Linked DNA regions of Homo sapiens: region 1 is linked to region 2. A link is a loop called in an ENCODE intact Hi-C map of the cell type or tissue named here. Cell type or tissue: heart right ventricle. All regions are shown on one strand. Each heading gives the region's core, and the rest is flanking DNA. Links, peaks and the distances in the headings are about the cores only.

Region 1 (10,225 bases), core at 991-8,990, 210 kb after region 2:
GGCTCCATGGAGCCTCAGCTACTATGTGCCTCACAACTGATCCTACTGCAAAAGATGTAACATTTTTTAAAAGTTGTGGTAAAATAAGATGTAACATTCTCAACAATATAAATGTCACCATCAAATTTAGCCTGTGCCACAAAAAAAATCCCTATCTGATCATTCCCATCTAGGTCAGGAAAGTCAGACTATCTCCTAAGAATCTTTAAATTATTTTAAATTAAATTATATTAAATGTATAATTGATATAAAGTATATTAACTGTCCAGCCTCAAAACTGGGGAAGTACTCTTATAATCCTCCAAGAACTAAGGCTCATAAACCCCACCCTTTTTTTTTTTCTTGTTAATTCTAATTTTAAAAAAGAGTTTGGTATGGTTTTAAAGTTTCCATTGAACCTCTGAAGGTGGCTTATGTCTCGACTCCTCTTCTAGGACTGGTCATGAGCTGACAAGCATAGAGGCAAAGTATCTCAACATTACAAAACCCCCAATCTTCAAGGAAAGGAGCACATTACCATGGAGCCACAGGACTCCAAAGGACCTCAGAAAGCATTTAGCCAAATCTCCTTATGCAGGAAATAAATGAGAATTTAAGGCTCAGATGGGTTAAGGTGATTTGTCAAGGTCATAAGAACTTGTCAGTTCCAGACTTGTAGTCCAGGGCTGCGTCCTTTTGTAAACCAGAAACGTCTGCATAGAAAGGATTAATCCAGAATATCCTCAAGACCGAGTATGAGAGAAGTGACCTATATGGTGGTGACTGAATAGAGTGCTTCATACCAAATAGAAGTTGCCAGTGCCTGCACTGAGCTCTGTGTCCTGGGCACCGTGCTGCTCTGCTGGACTGGGCAACGTGGACTGGGGCAGCCCATGGCTTCCTTCCTGCTGCCCAACTGCTCCTGGGCGAGAAGGCGAGTCCGGCTCCACCTTGATTGGAGCCAGCAGTTCCGGGACACTGGCATTTTCTCGGGGGGTGCTCGAAGAGGTCGGTGTGGTGATATGTGCTGCTAAGTTACTATTGGAGGTCAAAGCCAGTGGGTCGTCACTCAAGTTCTTCATGGGCAGAGCCACCAGACAGCCTAATGCTCCTGCACTCACAGTCTGCACGTCATCCACACTGAAGCTGCCCTGCTGCAGAACCGTGGCTGCTGTCCCGAGAACCAGAGGGCTGTCCAGGCTTGGGGGAATATCACTGTGGGCCACCAGGACCAGGGGTTCCATCGGCCCTAGGGAGCTATTATTAGCAGGGAGGTTCCCTCCCAGAGAGGAGCTCACAGAAGTGACGTCAATAGTCAGGATTCCGGAGTTCAGAGCCTCATCCGACCCACCTGCAGAACCACTAGCATTGGCAGGTGTGTCAGAGAAGAGTGCAGCAAGATCCATGTTAGTGAGCTCACTTTGGCCTGGGCTGCTGAGTTCACTGCTGGGAGTAAGAGAACTCGGAGCTTCTAGCTGAGGTAAGAGATCTGAAAAAAAAAGGAATACACTCTGGTTACTTTATGACCTTGAAGACTGAGTACTTTTGTTTATGCCCATGATGTTACCGAGTGATGCCCCAAGGAAGCACTGACTGTCCTCTTCCCACACCCTGAAGCTTGGTTATCACGACAGAGTCCCATGGCCGGTCGCTCAGGGCAACCGACACACACCCCAGGAAGGGACAGGAAGGGACACTGGCTGAAATCAGACACTTTACGTACGCGTCTTGGATCCTCAGGCTGACAGGGCTTTCTCCAGGGGAAACAACTGGAGAGAGATTAAATAACATTTCCTAAGGTCAGGCCAACTGGTAACAGCAAGAAGCAAAGTAAGACTTGCATCCATGTCTTTCTGGCTTCAAAGCCTGCACCCTCTCCCCTCTAGGTGCCACCGGAGCTGCCCGAGAGGACTGAACCTTTCCACTCAGCTGCCAGTTGCTAGCTGGCCTGTGCTCTGAGGATATTTTCCGAATCAGCTTGTCAGCTCATGTTTGCCAAACTCTGTGCTCCACTCCACAACTAGCTGCCACCCCAAAACCGACTGGAGCCATATAGGGGTGAACAAAGGAAATAAAACTGGCTGCCTGGCAAAGCCAGGACAGACCCAAAGCTTCAGCTCTAGGCAGATGCACAAGACTTCCAGGCATGCTGGGGGCCCCCTAGACGGAGCTTTTCCTGATGGGCTTTCCCTCCCACAGCCTCCCCTACCACTGCATCTCCAGCCTCACATTTCCCCAGCAGGACTGCAAGCCTCCTGAGGGTGGAGAGCCATCTGACCACCACTGTCCCCTCAGCCCCCAGCACAGTGCCCAGCCCTGATGCAGCATGTAATTATTATTATTATTATTTTTTTTGAGAGGGAGTCTCGCTCTGTCGCCCAGGCTGGAGTGCAGTGGCGCGATCTCGGCTCACTGCAAGCTCCGCCTCCCGGGTTCACCCCGTTCTCTTGCCTCAGCTCCCCGAGTAACTGGGACTACAGGCACCCGCCACTATGCCCGGCTAATTTTTTTGTGTTTTTAGTAGAGACGGGGTTTCACCGCATTAGCCAGGATGGTCTCGATCTCCTGACCTCGTGATCGGCCCGCCTGGGCCTCCCAAAGTGCTGGGATTACAGGTATGAGCCACCACGCCTGCAGCATGTCATGATTCTAACAGGCCCTTCTTCATCTGGAGTCTTAATTTCTGGTCATAATACTCTTTAAATATTTGATTATTTGTTATTCAACTACGTAATTTAAATAATCAGCATACTTTTGGGGGAATAATGACTTCCAAAAAATTTTAATGCATAGGCAAGTTTAGGGTTTGTATACAAGTACATGCCAATTACACCAAATCACAGGATGCTTCAAGCATCAAGCAAACAGTAAAATGGGAGCATAATTAATTTGGGCAAAAGAGCCAAATAAGGACTTGATGTCACGCTTTCCATAGGACTGTCCCCAGCAGCTTCCTGACTGTGCCAGCACCTGGCCCAGAGGAAAAGCTGCTCTCGGTTCTCTGATCCTATTTCTCCCATGCCAGCTGTTACTGTTCCCAAGCTCATACCTGCAGGCTGTGAACACCTGGCCAGAATGTCTATTATATTTTATATTTTTAATAATGCAAATCTACAAAAGAAGTCTATTCTAGACAAAAAGAAAATCAAATTCAGAATGTATCCTCTTTAGTTGTCATATTACTTTAAAGATTAAAAAAAGTATCAATATAGTATCACTTCTTCAATAAATATCCCTTAGTACCAATGAAGCATTTTGAAAGAAAATGGTAGTGATCCTTTGGAGAAATTAAAAATGGAAAACTATGTCAGTTTTTCAAAACTTCCTAAAAATTCCCTTGACTCTCTTGAGGACTCAGCTCCCTGTGAAGAGATCATGAATAATCTCAGTGCAAATGATACCCACTTATTAATAAATTTCTTACTTAGCACTTTACTAATTCTATAAACATTTACTACCAGAGACCAGACATGTACAAGGGCCAGATATTAACACAATCACTAAATAAACATTAGATAGCAGAGCATCTGGCAAAACAGTCATGATCACCACAGTTCAAAGCCCAGCCCCAGCCCTTCTTGCAGGTGTGACCCTGGCAAGTCCTTTCTATCTTGGTTTCATCAGTGACAAAGCAGTGAGGAACCCACTCCCAGGACCACCATTAGGGGGACTGAAACAACCCATTGAGGGCGTGACATAATCCCACGGTAACTGGGTGTTCTCGAGTGCCTGTTTTTCACTAGACGAAAGGGTGACACCTGGTCTTCTACCCCTGACAGCTGGCAGGGGGATGACACACAAATAAGTCATTGTCACACAGGAAATTCAATCCTGGGATACATAGGTTGCTACAGAAGAGGGTCTCACATCCCACTAGAGTTTAAGGAAAGTGCATCTAGTATAACACTGGGCCTCTGCAGACTTCTCAATTGGCCAGGTCAGGAAAGGGGAAGTGTGCCATGAGAGGGAACGGCCAAACAGGGGAGAGGCCTAAGTGATGTAGTCTCACAGAGCCCTCAGAGAAAAGGGGCCTGGTCATGTGGGCCTCTGTGAGCAAAGGTGACACCCTCCAACATGAATCAGGTGGCACGCACATTCCGTGTCCTCAAGACACTACTAAAGCCAGAAGGGCAATTTATTTAAATATAAAGCTGAACGGCAACTGCTGTAAACTGTGAAAGATCAGTGTCCAAGATCCCAAGGAGGGGCTTCATGACCACTTCTAAATAGGATCACAAGAAAGCAAAGGCCACAGAACTGCCCTGAGCCCAACCCCTCACCAAACTCTGTGCGAGGCATGGAGGCCTGTCCCTTGCCAACGCGGCAGCTGTGACACAGCTGCGCCCCAAAGCCGGTGCTCTGCTGTGGTGCTGCTGGTCACACAGGAGACGTGAGGACCCAGTTGGTGACACACACAGCCTCCACGGACTGAGCAGCAGAAGTAACTCTAGGGCCAGCTAGGATGCCATCAGCCAGGCCCGGTGAGGAGCGACAACCGCACCAGGGCCCAGAGAATAGGGCACATGGGTGTGCTCCCCAGAGGGGCCGCCACCACAGCTGCCAGGCACTTCTGTATCCTGGACTGTGGAGAAGGCCTAGTGGGGTAGGTTTCCTAGTCCCATGCTGCAAAGCTGCCCAATGACTAGGCACTCACACACTCAGCATTCCCCTCACAGGTCACCAGGCCACCGTCACTTTCCTCTCTAACCCTGCCCTCTCCAGCCCTCGTTACTCCCAGTCCACTCCTGAAACACAACTCTGCTCTAGCCTTTGTTACTTGGAGATAGAATAGCTGAGGCAGACGGAAACACAGGAGGGGCAGGTTCAGAATTCAGGACAAAAGTCCCAGTGAGAGACACAGGCTTAGGGGACATATGCTAGGGAAAGTCAACAAAGTGAAACATTCTTCCAGGAAAGCATTTCAAAGACATGGGAGGGGCAGGGCATGGTGGCTCATGCCTGTAATCCCAGCACTTTGGGAGGCTGAGGTGGGCAGACTGCTTAAGGCCAGCAGTTCAAAACCAGCCTGAGCAACATAGTGAAACCCTGTCTCTATAAAAAATGCAAAAATTAGCTGGGCATGGTGGTGGATGCCTGTGGGCTCAGCTACTCTGGAGACTGGGGTGGGAGGATCACTTGAGCAGGAGCCTGAGGTTGCAGTGAGCCATGATCACACCACTGCACTCCAGTCAGGGTGACAGAGAGGGACCCTGTCTCAAAAAACAAAAGACATGGGAGGGATTAGAGGGTCAAAGGCAAGAAAGTGGCAGAGAGTGCAAAAGAGGCCACTTGGCTTGGCAGCCACGCCCACAACCCCACTGCCTGACGCCTTCCAAGAGGTGAAGAAGGAACAGACGGCACTGGCACTGTTCCCGTTTCTCACAGGGAAGCAGCTCCCCATGGGGGCCGTGGAAAGTGCAGACCTTGGCGCCGGCTGTGCTGTCTGACCATGTGCGCCTTCATGCTGTGCTTGGAGGTGAAGAGTCTGTTGCAGGTAGAAACTGGGCAACGGCTTTTCGGAGCACCCACATCCTGCACGTGTTTCTTAGAGTGAATGTACAGACTGCTACGAGCGGAGAACCTCGCGCAACATCCTGGAACAAAAAGAGTAATGAGAGTGAAACCCAAGGATCACCAAGGAACCAGGAACAAGTGACACTTCCCCATCAGATCAGAACCACCAGACCTGCATTTTGCACCCTGGCTACTGGCAAGGACAGAGACCAAATATCTCTAGAAGTAGCATCACAAGCAATTCAAGTCAAAAGCAAACTGTTTTTAAAAAGCAAGAGATACAGTGAAACCCGTAGGGAGATTTGAAGTCCTACCTCAGCTATGCCTAAGCAACCTCTGTGCCTGTTTCTTCACCCACTACATGGAGATGTTGGGAAGATTAAGTCAAATTAAGTATTAACTGCTTAAATATTCAGTTGAAAACAATTTATTCTAGTCATCTCGATTAAGCTATTATCATAAAAAATGTAATCCTAGGATGACATTTAGAGCTGGAAACTATCTTGACAGATCACCAAAGCCAGTCCTTTCACTTTCCCACTGAGACAATGGATGCCCAGGGAGACTGAGCAGGTGTCCTGGAGCCCAGAGCTGGCAACTCCTTGCTTACACTCCCAGTCCACTTATGTCTCTGATCTGCACACAGGCATCAGAGGAAAAACAAGACACATTCAAAGTTACAATCACCTCCCCTCCGTGCCCTGGCTTTCTACTACGCTGGAGCTCTGCCCCATATGGACACAGGAAGGAGACGTGGAGCTCTTGGCGGTCAGAGGCCTATGACCTGGTAGGGGCAAATAGAACAGCCAGTTGCTGCAACAAAGGGCAGAAGGAAGTCAGTGCCAACACTGAAACATGCAAGCAGCAGAGGAAACCACACACCTCCCGAGAAGGCAGAAAAGCGGTCTCAGGAGTATGCAGCCCTCGAGGTGACTGGGCCACCCTGCAGCAGAGCAGATGGTGCTCCTGCCGCAGGAGCTGCCCAGCCAAGGCATGGGGGCATGAAGGGCAGCAGTGCAGGCACCCCAGCCTGGGTTCCAGTTCAGCCTCTTACCAGCAGTGTGGCCTTAGACAAATTATTTATCTTTTGCGGGTCTCCTTTTTCTGTTCTGTGAAACGGGAGTGACACCTACCTCACAGGGGTGCTGAGGGCCCAATAAAGCCATACCTGCCTACAGAGCCTCTGCACGGGCCTAAGCAAGTGGTGCGAGCAACGACGCACTCGCGGCACCTTCTTAAGACGGTGGGGTGGTACTGCCAGAGCCCAGCGCCTGGAGGAGGGATATTTTAAGGAAAGAGGCTATGAAGATAGGATACGGCCAGATGAGTAAGGGCCTTGGATGCCTGTGAATATAGTTTTCAACTACATTTTTCATTTTCTAATACAGCTGCAAACTCGTTTCCAGGTCAGGCTCGTCAAAAACCATCTGGGAAACAAAGGAGACAGTCCGACGGCCCAGGACTGCCCTGCAAGCGCGCAGTTTCCTCTGCATGCCCTGCTCACCATGGTACACAGGGTACCCTGGAACCCCCTTTCCCAGCTGGGGGTCCTGAGCACGGATTTCTAGAGACAGGTCACAGAGCAGAGGCTCTGAGCACATCTTCTGTCAAATGCCTTCTTGATGGCAGGGCCACGCTACAACAGGACCCTTGCACACTCTTGCCAGCACTGGGTTTCCATTTTTTAAAGTACTTGCTAATTCCATAGGCAAAAAATATATTTCATTTTGGTTTGTATTTCCTGCGACAACCAGGAATGTAATCATTTCTCCAAGTGTACTAACTGCTGGCTTTTCCAAATTCTGCCAGTATATTGAGATCTGTTTCCATTCTTTACAAATCCAAGCTGCAACCAGGGAGAGGCAGAAGCAGCCATCACTGACAGACCTGTCTGCAAAGCTGCATTCAGAGGACAGTGAGGCGCTCACATGGACGGCCAGGCAAGCACAAGGCTCGGCAACACGAGACACAGGCCCCAGCACACATAGCCCCGAGGCCGCAACGAGGCCACCCAACACCTGCCCTCAGACATACTTCTGGTCTGTGGCCTTGTCCTTTCCTCCTCCTCCTGTTACTACAAAAAAAGGTAGTTTTGCCTTCTACTTTTTATTACAGAACAGTTCAAACACCTACCAAAGTGGAAAAAATGGTGTCATCAGCCCCAACTATTGCCCAACCCCAAGAATGATCAACTCTCAGTCCAGCTGAGAAGAGGTTCTGGGCTCCTCCCACCAGCTCCAACTCCATCTCCACGTGCTGCCCATACACCACGTGGGGAGTGCCCAGTTTCTCTCCCAGCACAACACCTAGACTTGCTGGAAGAAACAGAGCTCTACAGAAACAAATGCCCTATCCTCCACGGCCAACTCCCACCTTTCCCCTTTCCCCAGTCACCTCTGGCAGAAGTGTCAGCACAAACCATCCCCATCTCCCACTCAGGCCACCTCTCAGGGCACCAGAGCAGGACTCTGCCTGAGTGACCCACGGAACCTCATCCATCAGCACACCAAGACAACCCCGCAGGTGGCACCGAGGCATGTGTTCCCTGGTCCTGGCTCACCCTAGCACTCCAGGTGACCCCCACTTCCACACATTCCCCACTCACCTCAGCACCACCCCCACTGTGCTGTTGCTGGTCCTGCCAGTACCCGTCCCAGCCACTCCACCGGAATCTGGGGCAGCCCCAGGGCTCTGTCCTAGGTCCTTTTTAAGAAAATCTAACAGCAATCACAACAACGACAGTAACTGACATATATACTGATGTTTTCCATATGCGCTAAACTTAGTAACCAATCCAGCCTTCTCAACAACCCTGGGAGGTTTTATTCACTTTACAGATAAGGAAGAGGCACAGAGAGCTTCAAGTGTTTGTCCGAGGCCCCAGACCTACTTACGTGGCAAACTTAGGACTCGAATCCAGGCAGTCTGACTCCAGAATTCAGGCTTTTGATCAACTACACTACCCTGACTCTCCTCCATTTATACTCTTCTTTGAGAATTTCATCCACTTTTGTGGCTTAAATGATGATTCGGGTGCTGTCTGCTTCGCTCCCTGCCTGGCCTGCTCTCCCCAGCACCAGTGGCACATCCCCTGCCCTCTGCGCATTAGACGCACAAGGGTACCAAAAACACAACATGTCCAAACCAAACTCTGCTTCCTCCAAATCCACTCAGCTGACACACTGACATCAACTAAAATCCAAATCCATCACCATATACTGTGACTTCTAACTCCCACCTCTGCTATTGATGCCCCTTTCTCTTTTCCCACTGTTAAGGCCCCCGTCCAGGCCATCCCACCTCCCCACACCCCTGGCTGCTTTCAATCCTGAAGCCAGGCTAAGCCACAACTCAAACATGATGACATCATACGCTCACCCAAGCACTCAAGCCTGCCACTCCTGGCCCTGAGAGGCTCTCCCAGGCCACTCCGCCTCCAACACCCACACGCACGTGTCTGGTGCTCTCCCCTCTTCTTCAGCTGACCGCGAGGCCGTTCTCACCCCGGTCTGGGGAAACTCTCTGCGCCCCTGCAGCACCCTACATGTTACCTGTTCCCCTGTCTGCACCTCCAGCTGAAACTCTGACGGAAGGAGGAACTGTTTCTCAGTTACACCACTTGTATATATGTTCATTATGTTCTAAGAGCTAGGCTCAGCTTTAAATGGGTCTTTATTATTCTCTCTTCCAGGTAAGGAAACCAAGGCCCAGAGAAGCAGCTTGACTGAGGCCACCACTTTAGGGAGCGGTAGAGCCAGACTTTGAATCCATGACCACCCGACGTGTCCTGGCTCACTGCCTCCCAGTGCACCTGCAGAACTAGAGTAGGGCCAGCACGCACAAGTCACGCACAGGTCACGCAGCCAATTTCTGGCAAATGAACTGAGCCTTCAGTGTTTTAAAGGAAAAAACCACTCTACTATACCTTTTAAAAAGTCAGGTTGGGCGTGGTGGCTCACACCTGTAATCCCAGCACTTTGGGAGGCCAAAGTGGGTGGATCACTTGACGTCAGGAGTTTGAGACCATCCTGGCCAACATGGTGAAACCCTGTCTCTACTAAAAGCATAAAAATCAGCCAAGCGTGGTGGCATACGCCTGTAGTCCCAGCTACTCAGAAGGCTGAGGCATAAGAATCACTTAAACCTGGGAGGCAGAGGTTGCAATGAGCCAAGATCACACCATTGCATCCAGCCTGGGTGACAGAGCAAGACTGTCTCAAAAATTAAACAAAAAAAGAAAAAGTCAGTCTAGCTTTACTGCTCTCCAATTACAAAATGATTGGAGTGACAATTCAAACGTGATCTCAAAAGTACCTACCATTTACTGAGTCCGAGCTCCATGCCAGATGGATAAACAGGCATTTTCCACATTTCACCTAATCCTCACGACCACCAAATTAAACAGGTAACTTAACTAGAGCCACAGATCTAATGAGGATCAGGGCCATGAGTCAAACTGCGTCTGATTCTCAAGTCACTGCTCCCAAAATAGTACAATTAACTCAATGAGGTAAGTAAACATAATGCTGCAACTTATATTGAGTCAGTCTTTAAGCAGCTAACATTTACCTTTAAACAACGGAAACTTAACAGGATAAATGTTGGCATTGCACTTAGTTTACTGCTCAAAGCAATGTTTTAAAATCTACCTTCCACAGGACACTCGAACGGCTTTGTGCCTAGGTGGGTTATGCTGTGGCCTTTCAGATGCTCTGCTCTGGTGAATGATTTC
Region 2 (10,225 bases), core at 808-8,807:
GCTAAGTAATAAAACTGCTCTAGATTTCTTACCGGCCAAACAGAGAAGTATCTTTGTAGTTGCTGGCACTTCTTGTTGCCCGTGGAGGAATAAATCAGATATTATAGAGAGTCAGTTGTAGGGGATTAATGAACAGGCTGCTTGGTTAAAGCAAGCAGACTTTTTGTATAGCTCATTATTTGCTCTATTTGATTTTAGTTGGTTAGGTTCATGGGGACCCTGGCTAAGGAGCATACTCCAAACTCTTGGTGTTATCCTTCTGATGATCATAATAGTAGCCTCCCTGATGTGCTATATTCTTTCAAAAGTTTTAAATGTTTGCATGCAGCCATCTCTAGAATGTCAAATGGTCTCTCTTCAACTAGAATGACAAGAACTGAAAGAAATGTGTGACCATGAAGGCACTGTAACCTATGACATGCTAAGGCCAGAAGCCCCAAATCATGGTAACTGAGAGTGGTGCTAAGGTCCTAAGTTTTAATCATACTCTTACCTAAGTTAGAACCTGACCAAAAGGGAGTAATTTTTAATCAACATTATGAGAGACCATTGTTTTGGACTGAGCTCATGCACTAGACCCCAACAGACCAGACCAAACCAAAATGGAGACACTCATGCTAAATGTGATGGAATCAAACTAAGACTTTAAGGAAACAGATAGACCCTAGAACAGACCAGTTTTTGTCCCCCACCCCCCACTACCCTCCGCAAACAGGAGATTGCAGCATAAGAACATACCCTCTACTCTAACCTTTAAAAAATATAACCTGAGGTCCTTGTTCCCACCTCACAAAACCCACTGTTCTGCTACTTACCAGTGGGTATTGACACCAAGTAAGTACATTTATGATAGTGATAGTGACATCAATGAATAAAGTTTGAATAAAATCTCTTTTCTCTAAGTCACAGGTCGGGCCGCAGCACTCCCAACTCCTTAATTGTACATGGGCATAATGACACCAGATAAGAGAAAAACAATGATAAAAACCTCTCTAAGGTGCTCTGAAGGCCTAAGGGCCAATGCTTGGGGGCCTTCTCTAGTCTAAAGATGGTATGCCAGAAGCCTGCAGTGTGGAGGGGCCCACCAAGAGCCCCATGTGGCCCACCAGCTCCCACTGTCCAGTGGCCACATCCTATAGTGGCTAGGTGTGGCTGCCACTGTGCCCCAGCTCCTGCTCTCTGTTCACCACTGCCTCTGCTGCTCCTGGGTCCCTGACGCTGCAGCCAGGCGTCCATCGTCTTTGCCTGATGGGGGCCATAGTTTGTAACGCTTATGCTTTGCTATGTGTGTGGCCTTCCTGACCCCAGTGTTCAACTTCGCAACTGTTGGGTGAGTGGCTTTGGTAAACAGCCAGGATGGTAGTGACTAAAGACAGCAGTGCCACGGGTAGGGGGAGGGACCAATGAGCTCACCAGGGAGATGGAGGAGGCCTGGGGCCAGAGGAGAAGGGAACAGGGAACGGGATCCAGGAAACAGAGCATCTGGATACCTTCAAAGGCTCTGGCTGAGGAGGTAAAGTCCTGTCTCCCTGCTGGTGGGGAACTGGCTGATGGGGAGGGGGAGTTTTTGGGGGTAGGCAGTGCATCTCTGTGGAGTTGCCTTCCTGGCATCTCCCACCTTTTCAGCCTCCTACTGCAGCCTCGCTGCCTGTCTACAGATGGGGACATGTCTCAGTCTGTTGAGACTACTGTAACAAAATGCTGTAGACTGGATGGCTTATAAAAAACAGACATTGATTCCTCACAGTGCTGGAGGCTGGAAGTCCAAGATCAGGGTGCCCGCACAGTAGGGCTCTGAAGAGGCCGAGTTTGCAGACAGTGCCCTCTCACTGTGTCCTCACATGGTGAATCCCACTCCAAAGGCTCTGCCCTCATGACCTGACACTTCCCAAAGCCCCCTCCTCACACCATCATGCTGGAGGTAAGGATTTCAACGTATGAGTTTTGGGGGGACACAAAGAGTTCAGTCTGTAACAGGAGGCAGAAGAGCAAGAACTCTCAGGGCCTGAGCTGCCACGTGGTCCATGGGAAGCTAGACTTCAACTAACTCATGGACTGTGGACGTGTCACTCTGCCTCTCCCCTAGCATCAGAGGTGGTGGAGAAAACTCATGACAGTGAGTGAGCGCCACACCATGTGGTGTGTGCACGCTGGGTTCTCGGAGTGGCACTAGCCCTTTACCAGCCCTTTACGACATGGCCTGCAACACCCTTTGGAGCCGGCGTCTTTGCCCCATTTGAGATGCAAAGACTGAAGTGCAGACCAGGGCTGAGTGCTGGGCGTGGGGCTCCCTCTTCATGGTCACGGGTGACAAACGACTTTGGAACCCGCATCTGACACAAACCTGTACACTGGACTCCCACACTGAGCTGACGGCCCACAAGCCATAGAGAGAACCCTTCTCTCCCAATGGGGCCTTATCATGAAAATCACATCAGAATCCATACTTAGTCTAACAGCTCCAAACTGCAGCAGGTCACAGGGCAAAATCACTACCATCCTTCACAGGGTACCACACGGAACAGTACAGTGTGAGTTACTGGAGCCACTTCTATGTGCTGTATACACACTCACAACATATGCTATGTGTGCACACAAGCATGAACACACACTGGTTCATATGTAAGGCTTGCATATTGTTCTACAAGTAGCTCTTTTTTCCCCTTCATATATCACGAAACTATTTTCACAGTAGCACATAGATATGTACCTCATTCCTTTTCATGACTGGGTAGCATTTGTATTCACTAGCTTCTGCTGTATAACAAACCATCTGTGTTAGGGTCTCCAGAGAAACAGAACTATAGGGGTATGTGTGTGTGGAGAGAGAGAGAGTGTGTGTGTATGTGTGGATATGTGTGTGTATAGATCGATAGACATGTACCTACATAAAGTTAAAGAAATTGGCTCATGTCATTGTGAGAGCCGGCAAATGTGAAATCTGCAGGGCAGAGTGGCAGGCAGGGGCCCATAGAAGAGGTGATGTTGCAGCTCAAGTCTAGGGGCAGTCTGCAGGCAGAGTTCCTTGCTTTTCAGGGGACCTCAGTCTTTTCTCTTGAGACCTTCAACTGATTGGATGAGGCCCACCCACATTTTGAAGGGTCATCTGGTTTACTTAAAGTCTACTGATTTAAATGTTAATCTCATCTAAAAAATATCCTCACAGCAACAGCTAGACTGACTTTAACCCAAAATTGGCTACCACAGTCTAGCCAGGTTGACACATAAAATTAACCATCACACCGCCCAAAAACATAGCAACTAAAAACAACGATTTATTATTGCTTATGAATCTGTAGGGTGCCAGCAGGGGCAGGCCTTCTGCTGGTCCATCCAGGAGTCACTCGCATGGCTACTGTCACCTGTCTGCTCAATAGGGCTAGTGGGGCTGGGATGGCCTCTCTGGCGTGTCTGGCAGTTGGTGCTGGCGGTCGACTGGGGCACCTTAGTTTCTCTCCACATGACCCCTGCCCTCTGAAGGCTGGACTGGTCTTTCCTATAGCACGGTGGGCTCAGGGCTCTCAAAGGGTGAAGGGCCCCTCCAGGCCCGAGCCCTGGACTTGCACAAGGCCACTCTGGTACATTCTGTGTGTCCCAGGCCAGCACCTGTTGGAGGGTGGGAACCACATCCCCAGCCTCCTCAGCAGGACAGCAAAGTCACTTTGCAGAGGGTGTGGCCACAGTGGGTGTGACTCATCTATCCTCATGTGCGCCATCAGCCAGCTCCCCTCCCTCAGTTCACTTTCCATTTTTTGCTCTAAGAAAAAATACTTGCTCCTGGTGGGGCCTGTGTGGTGGCCTCAGGCAAGCCCTTCTGCAGGACAGATTCACAGAAGTACAACTGCTCAGATGCTCAGAGGCCAGGCAGCTGCACTTCCTGTGATGGGTGCTGCTGACACTTCCCCCACCCCCAGTCTGTGTGCCCCTCCCACTTGCACCTTGGTGTGAAAGGCCCCAGGTCCTCCTCTCCTCTGCCCTCAACAACCCATGGGCTTTTCTGTGTTTGCCAGTCTGGTGAGTAGCAAGTGACACAATAATATAATTTATGGTTTTAGTTCCTTGGTACTGGGGAAGTTGAGGGTAGTTTCATCTGTTCATATTGCTTCAATAACCAGAAAAATGTACAAAGATATCTACATTTTGAAATTAAAAGGTATCAAAAAGAAACAGGCTTTGAGAATCCCTGTGCCTCCACACTCCACACAGGGGGAAATTCAGCCATTTGTGCATCCTTTACTTGGGTTGGAGAAGGTTTTTCTTTTGTTCTTAATCTCAGAATTCCAGATGTCAGACCTGGAAGAGCATAAAGACCTCCTCGCTGAAAGCCCCACTTTATGCATGAAGAAGTGGGGCCCCCGGGAGGGCGCGGCCTGGCTGGTCTCACAGTGGCAGGTCCCAGCATCATCTGCTGAGGGGAAAGGGCTCTTCTCCAAGACTGGACAAAGCTTGCAGCCCCCAAGCACCCCAGGGACTGGTGTCTCCTGGTGCCTATCTAATGGCCTTCAGGTCCTGCACGGGCCCCACAGCCTGACCAGCGGGGGGCAGTGGAGGGCTGCTGATGGCCCCAATCCCGGTCTTCTGGAAACTCTTGCAGATGGGGTCGGGGGATACGGCCGTGCCCCCATGGCTCAGGTTCTAAGACGGGGCACAGACAACCCAAAACCACTAGAAACGCCTTAATAACTTGCCACACAGAGAGCGATGGGCCTCGCAAAGTCAACGCTGTTGGGTTTTCCTCCACCCTTGGATCGGATCGCTGTTTATGTAGCTCAGCGGAGAATTTCAGGACCTTGTTGCGTGAGCCATACCTATTTTTACACACTAGCGTCAGCCTCAGGGTGACAGTGGAGATCCAGGACGGAGACCTACTGTGGGGCAGGAGGTGCCAGGTTTCCATCCGTTGTGGCAGAGCACCTAGCATGAGTGCCACATCTCCCTCCTCCCTCCTCCCTCCTCCCCTCCTCCTTTTCCCCTCTTCCTCCCTCCTCCATTCTTCCCCTCTCCACCTCTTCCTCTCCCTCCCCCTTCCCTCTCCACATCTCCTTCCTCTTCCTCTCCTACCTCCCTCCTCCCTCCTCTATTCTTCCCCTTCCTCCCTTCTCTTCCCCCTCCCTCCCCCTCTTCCCTCTCTACATCTTCCTCTTCCCCCTCTGTTCTTCTTCCTCCTCTTCCCCATCCTCCCTCTAGCCCCTTCCCTCTCCACATCTTTTTCTTCCTCCTCCCCATCCCTCCTCGCTTCTTTCTCTTCACCTCTTCCCCCTCCCCCTCTTCCTTCTCCCCTCCTCCCTGTCCTCCTTTCCCTCCTCCTAACCCTAATCCAAGACTAACCTTAACCCAAACCCTCCTTGTCCTCCTCTCCCTCCTCCTAACCCTAATCCAAGCCTAACCTTAACCCAAACCCTCCTTGTCCTCCTCTCCCTCCTCCCTTCCCTCTTCCCTCTCCTCCTCCCCCCATCTTCTTCCCCTCCTCCTCCTTCCCCTCCTCCTGCCTAACCTCCTCCCTCCTGTAATCTTCCCCTTCCTCTCTCCTCTTCCTCCCCTTCTTCTCCCCCTCTCCCTCCCCCTCTTTCCTCTCCACATCTCCTCCTCCCCTACCCCTCTCTTTCTTCCTGCCTCCCCTTCCTCTATCCCCCCTTCCTTCTTCTTCCCTTCCTCCCTGTTCTTCTCCCACTCCTTCTCCCGTTTCCCCCTTCTTCTCCCCCCTCCTCCCCACCCTTCTTTCCTCTCTTCATCTTCCTTCTCCTCTCCTTCCTTCCCTCTTCTTTCTCCCCATCTCTTCCCCCTTCCCCTCTTCCTCCCCCTACTTCCCCTTCTTTCTTCTCCCCCTCCTCTCCTCTCCCTTCTCCCCCTCCTCCCTCCCTCCTCTTCCTTCTCCCCCTCCTCCTCCTTTTCACTGGTCTCTCCTGGGCTCTCAGGGTGTGAGTTTTATGTCTTCCTTTTCCTCTGAATCTTAGACTGTCTGTGTGTATAACTGATTGTGACCCAGTTCAATGTGTGGCTGATGCAAAGCCCCTGTGTGTGCGCCCTCCCTGGTGGCCCTTTCATCTCATTGCACAATGCAGAGTGGAGTTGCATCATCTCAGTGGCCCGGCCAACACAAAACTCAGCACACCCCAGGGCTTTCTGCTGCCTCTTGAGTAACTGTTCTCTGGCGGGCAAGGTGGGGCTGGGGGGTCTGAGACCCTCCTGCCAAGAGCAAGGCCCAAGCTGTCAGAGCTTTCTTTCCAGCCACTAGCATGTGGCCACCGCCACTTCCTCTCGTGCCCCCCTCACTCCCGCCAAGCCCAGCTTGGGCCACCCTGTCTCAGAGCCAGGGGCTCCCAGGCAAGGCCCCAGCAGAAAAGGCCCATGAAGATCGGCTCTCCATAGCTTCTCTAGGATGAGCCCTCTGGACCCCCAAGCTGAATGCCCCCAAATCCAGGCCTGTGCTCAAAATATAAGGCAAAATAAAATAAAATAAGCTAGAAGATGTTCACATTTCAAACTTAGATTTGTTTCCACAAACCAAAGACCTATATGCAGTGAGGATGAGTTTTAGCCCACAAAGGTGCGCATGTCATTTTAATGCAATTTGTTGCTCAAATTAATCTGTCTCCGTTTTCTATTTTAATTTAACCAAAATCCCAGTCAGTTCAGGGACCTCCACCCCTTTTCCTGAGCCCGTGTCCCAGCTGGCTTATCTACTGCCGAGGCGTGTCCTTGCCCTAGCATCTGCTGACAATATTGTCATTCCCTTCAGCTGTCGTTGTAGATGGAGTCTGCTTTTCCTTTCTACCCAGCATCACCTGATGAGTCCAGCCCTCTCCAAGCTAACATTGCACTCTCTCTCTTGTGTTTGAGAAACACTTTGCTGTTGGTTCACTTCTCCTCCCTGTGGGAAACAGAATACAGCCCCTCAGCAATGTCCATGTCTTGATCTCCCTAACCTGGGAATATGTCACCTTACATGGCAAAGGGAGATAAAATTTGCAGGCGGCATTAAGGTTGCCAAGCAACTGACTTTAAGGTAGGCAGATCATTCTGGATGACCCGGGTGGACACAAGGTCCTTAAATATGAAAAAGCAGGGCAGGCGAGCCAGTGGAAATGAGGTGATGTGGAGGAAGGGGCCAGAAGCCAAGGAGTACAGGCAGCCTCTAGAAGGGAAAAAGGGAAGGAAACAGAGCTTCCAGGGGGGAATGCAGCCCTGTCAACAACTTGATTTCAGCCCAGTGAGACCCACCGCAGACCTCTGACCTCCAGAATCATTAGAGAGTGGGTGTGTGTTGTTTGGAGCCACTAAGTTTGTGGCTATTTGTTACTGCAGCAGCAGGAAACTAATGCACTCCCCATTTTACAGATGAGTAGACTGAGGCTCAGAGAGGACAGCGAAGTTGTCTAAAGTCACAGAGGAGATAGATGACAGAGTTTCCTTCAAGGTGTGGCCAGGGCAGCATGCAGTGCACAGGTCGGCTGCACACACTAGGCCTGGGATTTAGCCTCATCTGCAGACCACACAGAGGGCTTACCATCAGCATCTCAAGGTTTAACCATAGGTCAACCAAAATTGAAAAGGCAGCACCCTTTCAGATCTCCCCCACCCATTGCACTGAATAACCAAGTGGACAAAGCATCTAGAAATGATGTAAGCCTAAATGCATATTTTGCAGGGGAAGGGAATTGGGTGTGTATTGAACACTTCACCTTCGTTTCAGATCCCCGTAAGCATTTCCTAACTCCCTTGGTACCATCGAATGTTTCCTACTCCCTCCAGGCAGTACTAGCCCCCTTTGTCTCTCCTCCTCCTTCTCTTCCTCCTCCTCTTCCTCCTCTTCTTCCTCAGGAGGAGGAACTTCCCTCTATTATGCAGAGCAATTCAGTTCCACTCTGGTCTCTGCTTTAACAATCATTCCCGCATCTATCATGGCTCCCATAAGTGCACAATGCTTGCATTAAGAGGATTGCCCTCCTTGGAAGGGCCTTATCAACCAACTTCCATGACTTGGGCAAGCCCTAGAGATGCCCCAGCCCCAGAGGTGTTATTTCTTCCAAATAAATACAGTGTTGTCCCAAGAGGAATTCTGGTATGTCCCCTTTTTTCCATCTGTGCATAGGTAGAGTGAGTTGGCTTGAGTCCTGCCACGCTCATGCCCCTCCTGGCCCCTTGCTTTCAGGTCAACACAAACTAGAATCCACCCAAAATGTCTGTGCCCAATTCTGGGCTCACACCATCTACACAGCATCTGTGTAGAAGAGACAAGATTGTGGCACTAGGGCCACCTCATGAAATTAGGGGAGGGAAAGAGACTTACAGAGTACTGAAGATGTGGGGACATGCCACACCTAACAGGCAGCTCCTTCTTATAAGTGGGCCCTGTCACCCCAGGGTGTGAGGATCCAGACCCTGGGTACTGGGAGAAAGAGGCAGACCTTCCTGGAAAGCAGGATCCCAGGTTGGGTCTCTATCCATGGAGAAGCTTGGAAGGGATGAGGCTAGAGGCCCTAAGACGCTCACGGCAGGGAGTGACCTCTCATCTTCAAGTGCATCATCCTAGCCCCAGTGCTGGGCACAGAAGTGGTGCCAGGGCCCTGGGGTGGCTCCCTACCTGTGTTGCCTCCAAGGAGGAGAAATGAAAGAAGGCCGGCCCGGCAATGTCCATGGAGACATGGCTCTTGCTTGGGGCATCTTGTTCTGGTTAACTCCGGCCCCTTCCGTCAATCCATTATTTGACGTTGGCCAGCCAGGTGCATCTTCTGGTCCTGGATGACTTCATCCTTGCAATGGAGGTGATGGCACTGCATTCGCAAGATGAGATGGCGTTTGGAGATGGACTTTGTAGACTGGAGCTTGCCATGCAGGGGTAGATTGGGGAGCAGAAGGGAGGAGGAGAGGCAGCTGGGGAAGCGGTAGGATGTTGGTTTGCACTTGTCTGGGTTCCACAAGGCCTGGGTTAATGTTCTGCCACCATGCAAGGATGCTCTGTCTTCTCTCAAGCATGTTCCCAGGACACCCGCTCTCTGGGAGACAGCAGCTTTAGCTTGTCTTTGCTCCTGCATCTGGGTACCTCTGACCCTGACACCCCTAGCCCACTTTCCCTGGTGCCCAACTGACATAGATGCCCCTCAGCGAGGCAGAGGAGGCCACTGTGGGTGGTGTGGCCAGAGGCTCCTCCAGCAGCCTAGTCTGTCGCACAGCAGACCTGTGGTGATTCCAAGGTCTGCCTATGCTCTGTTCTTATCATCAAAAGAACAAGGCATGGTAAACAGAGAAATGGAAGTGCAGACACTGGTGACAAGATACAGAGCTGCCCTAAACCCACCCCACCTGAATGAGACCAACATTCCTTGGGGGCTGTAGGAAGTGTCTGGGCTCACTCACTGGGGCACCGGCTGCATGTGCACCCCAGTGTGTGTGAGCACCCTGTTGTGTATGCCGGTGAGCACATCCCCAGGGCTGAAGTGTGAGCGTGGCCCCTATGTGTCCCAGTGGCACCGCTTGGCTCTCTCATCCACCGAACCCTGCAACCAGATATCCGATTAGGAAAGAAAAGGATGACCCTAAAATGCAAGTCAGGAGTGCCAGAGGAGTCATCAAGGATCATGTCTGAGAACAGTGAAGTGGATTAGGGATTCTGTCCTGTTTAGCTTGAAGTCTATCTGGCAGCTGGCAGCCACACAGGATCTCTTCAAGGGGGCGTTATGAACAGAAGTAGGAAACCGCTCACTTGGCTGCCAGAATTTGGAATGTGAGACGTTTCAAGCTGCATCCATTTCTGAAGAATCCGAGGTGTGTGCATGTCTTGATTTCAGCTGACCTTTCTCTCCAAACCCTTCCTACTCTGCCTCCTTCTGCTTAAAACACACACAAACACCCCGAGTTCTGAGTCAGGGAGTTAATCCACTTGGGTTGCCGACAGTCCCACCCAGCCGTGCTCTGGGGGCTGTCCCTTCCTGGACTTAGGACAGTGTGGGGCGCAAGCCACCTCCCCTGGAGGCTCCCGCTGCAAACACTCCTAGGGCCTAACGCAGATGCTCTATGAGCCCCCAGAAAGACAGGCCCAGCCTAGGAAGGCTGAGAGGATGGCTAGAGCAGTGGTAAGGTGCAGCTCACGGGCTGGCGGAAGGGGGCGGCTGGGCTCCGCGCCAAGCAGTGCTGCTTGGTGAGAAGGCAGGCCGAAGGTCAGATTCTCCCATTTTTCCAAAGTAAGATGAAAGTCTGGATTCTTATTATTTTATCTTAATAATAT

What was found. Hi-C counts contacts between places; a loop is a spot of excess contacts. Peaks named below come from ENCODE experiments on the same cell type or tissue, not always from the same donor. Only the 100,000 strongest peaks of a DNase experiment are listed, where the experiment ranks them.
Region 1: a loop joins it to region 2, with 2.4 times the contacts of the local background. A loop is called at or near these places in 36 of 110 quality-filtered maps.

What each region holds. Positions count from the first base shown.
Region 1 is chr3:126,460,753-126,470,977 of GRCh38, forward strand. It overlaps ZXDC (ZXD family zinc finger C), which reads right to left. Exons shown (of 10, transcript NM_025112.5): 4 at 10,143-10,225; 5 at 5,403-5,573; 6 at 783-1,468. Among named protein-coding and RNA genes, the nearest start is that of ZXDC, 10 kb to the right of the region's middle. RefSeq lists an enhancer at 6,984-7,961. In heart right ventricle, for the core only: no CTCF peak of the experiment used is centred there; a DNase peak (open chromatin) is centred at 5,384; H3K27ac peaks cover 2,315 bases.
Region 2 is chr3:126,255,100-126,265,324 of GRCh38, forward strand. No RefSeq gene overlaps it. Among named protein-coding and RNA genes, the nearest start is that of ALDH1L1, 80 kb to the left of the region's middle. RefSeq lists an enhancer at 3,127-4,034. In heart right ventricle, for the core only: CTCF peaks have their summits at 4,527 (motif pointing right) and 4,735; DNase peaks (open chromatin) are centred at 4,709, 4,815 and 6,061; H3K4me3 peaks cover 381 bases; H3K27ac peaks cover 468 bases.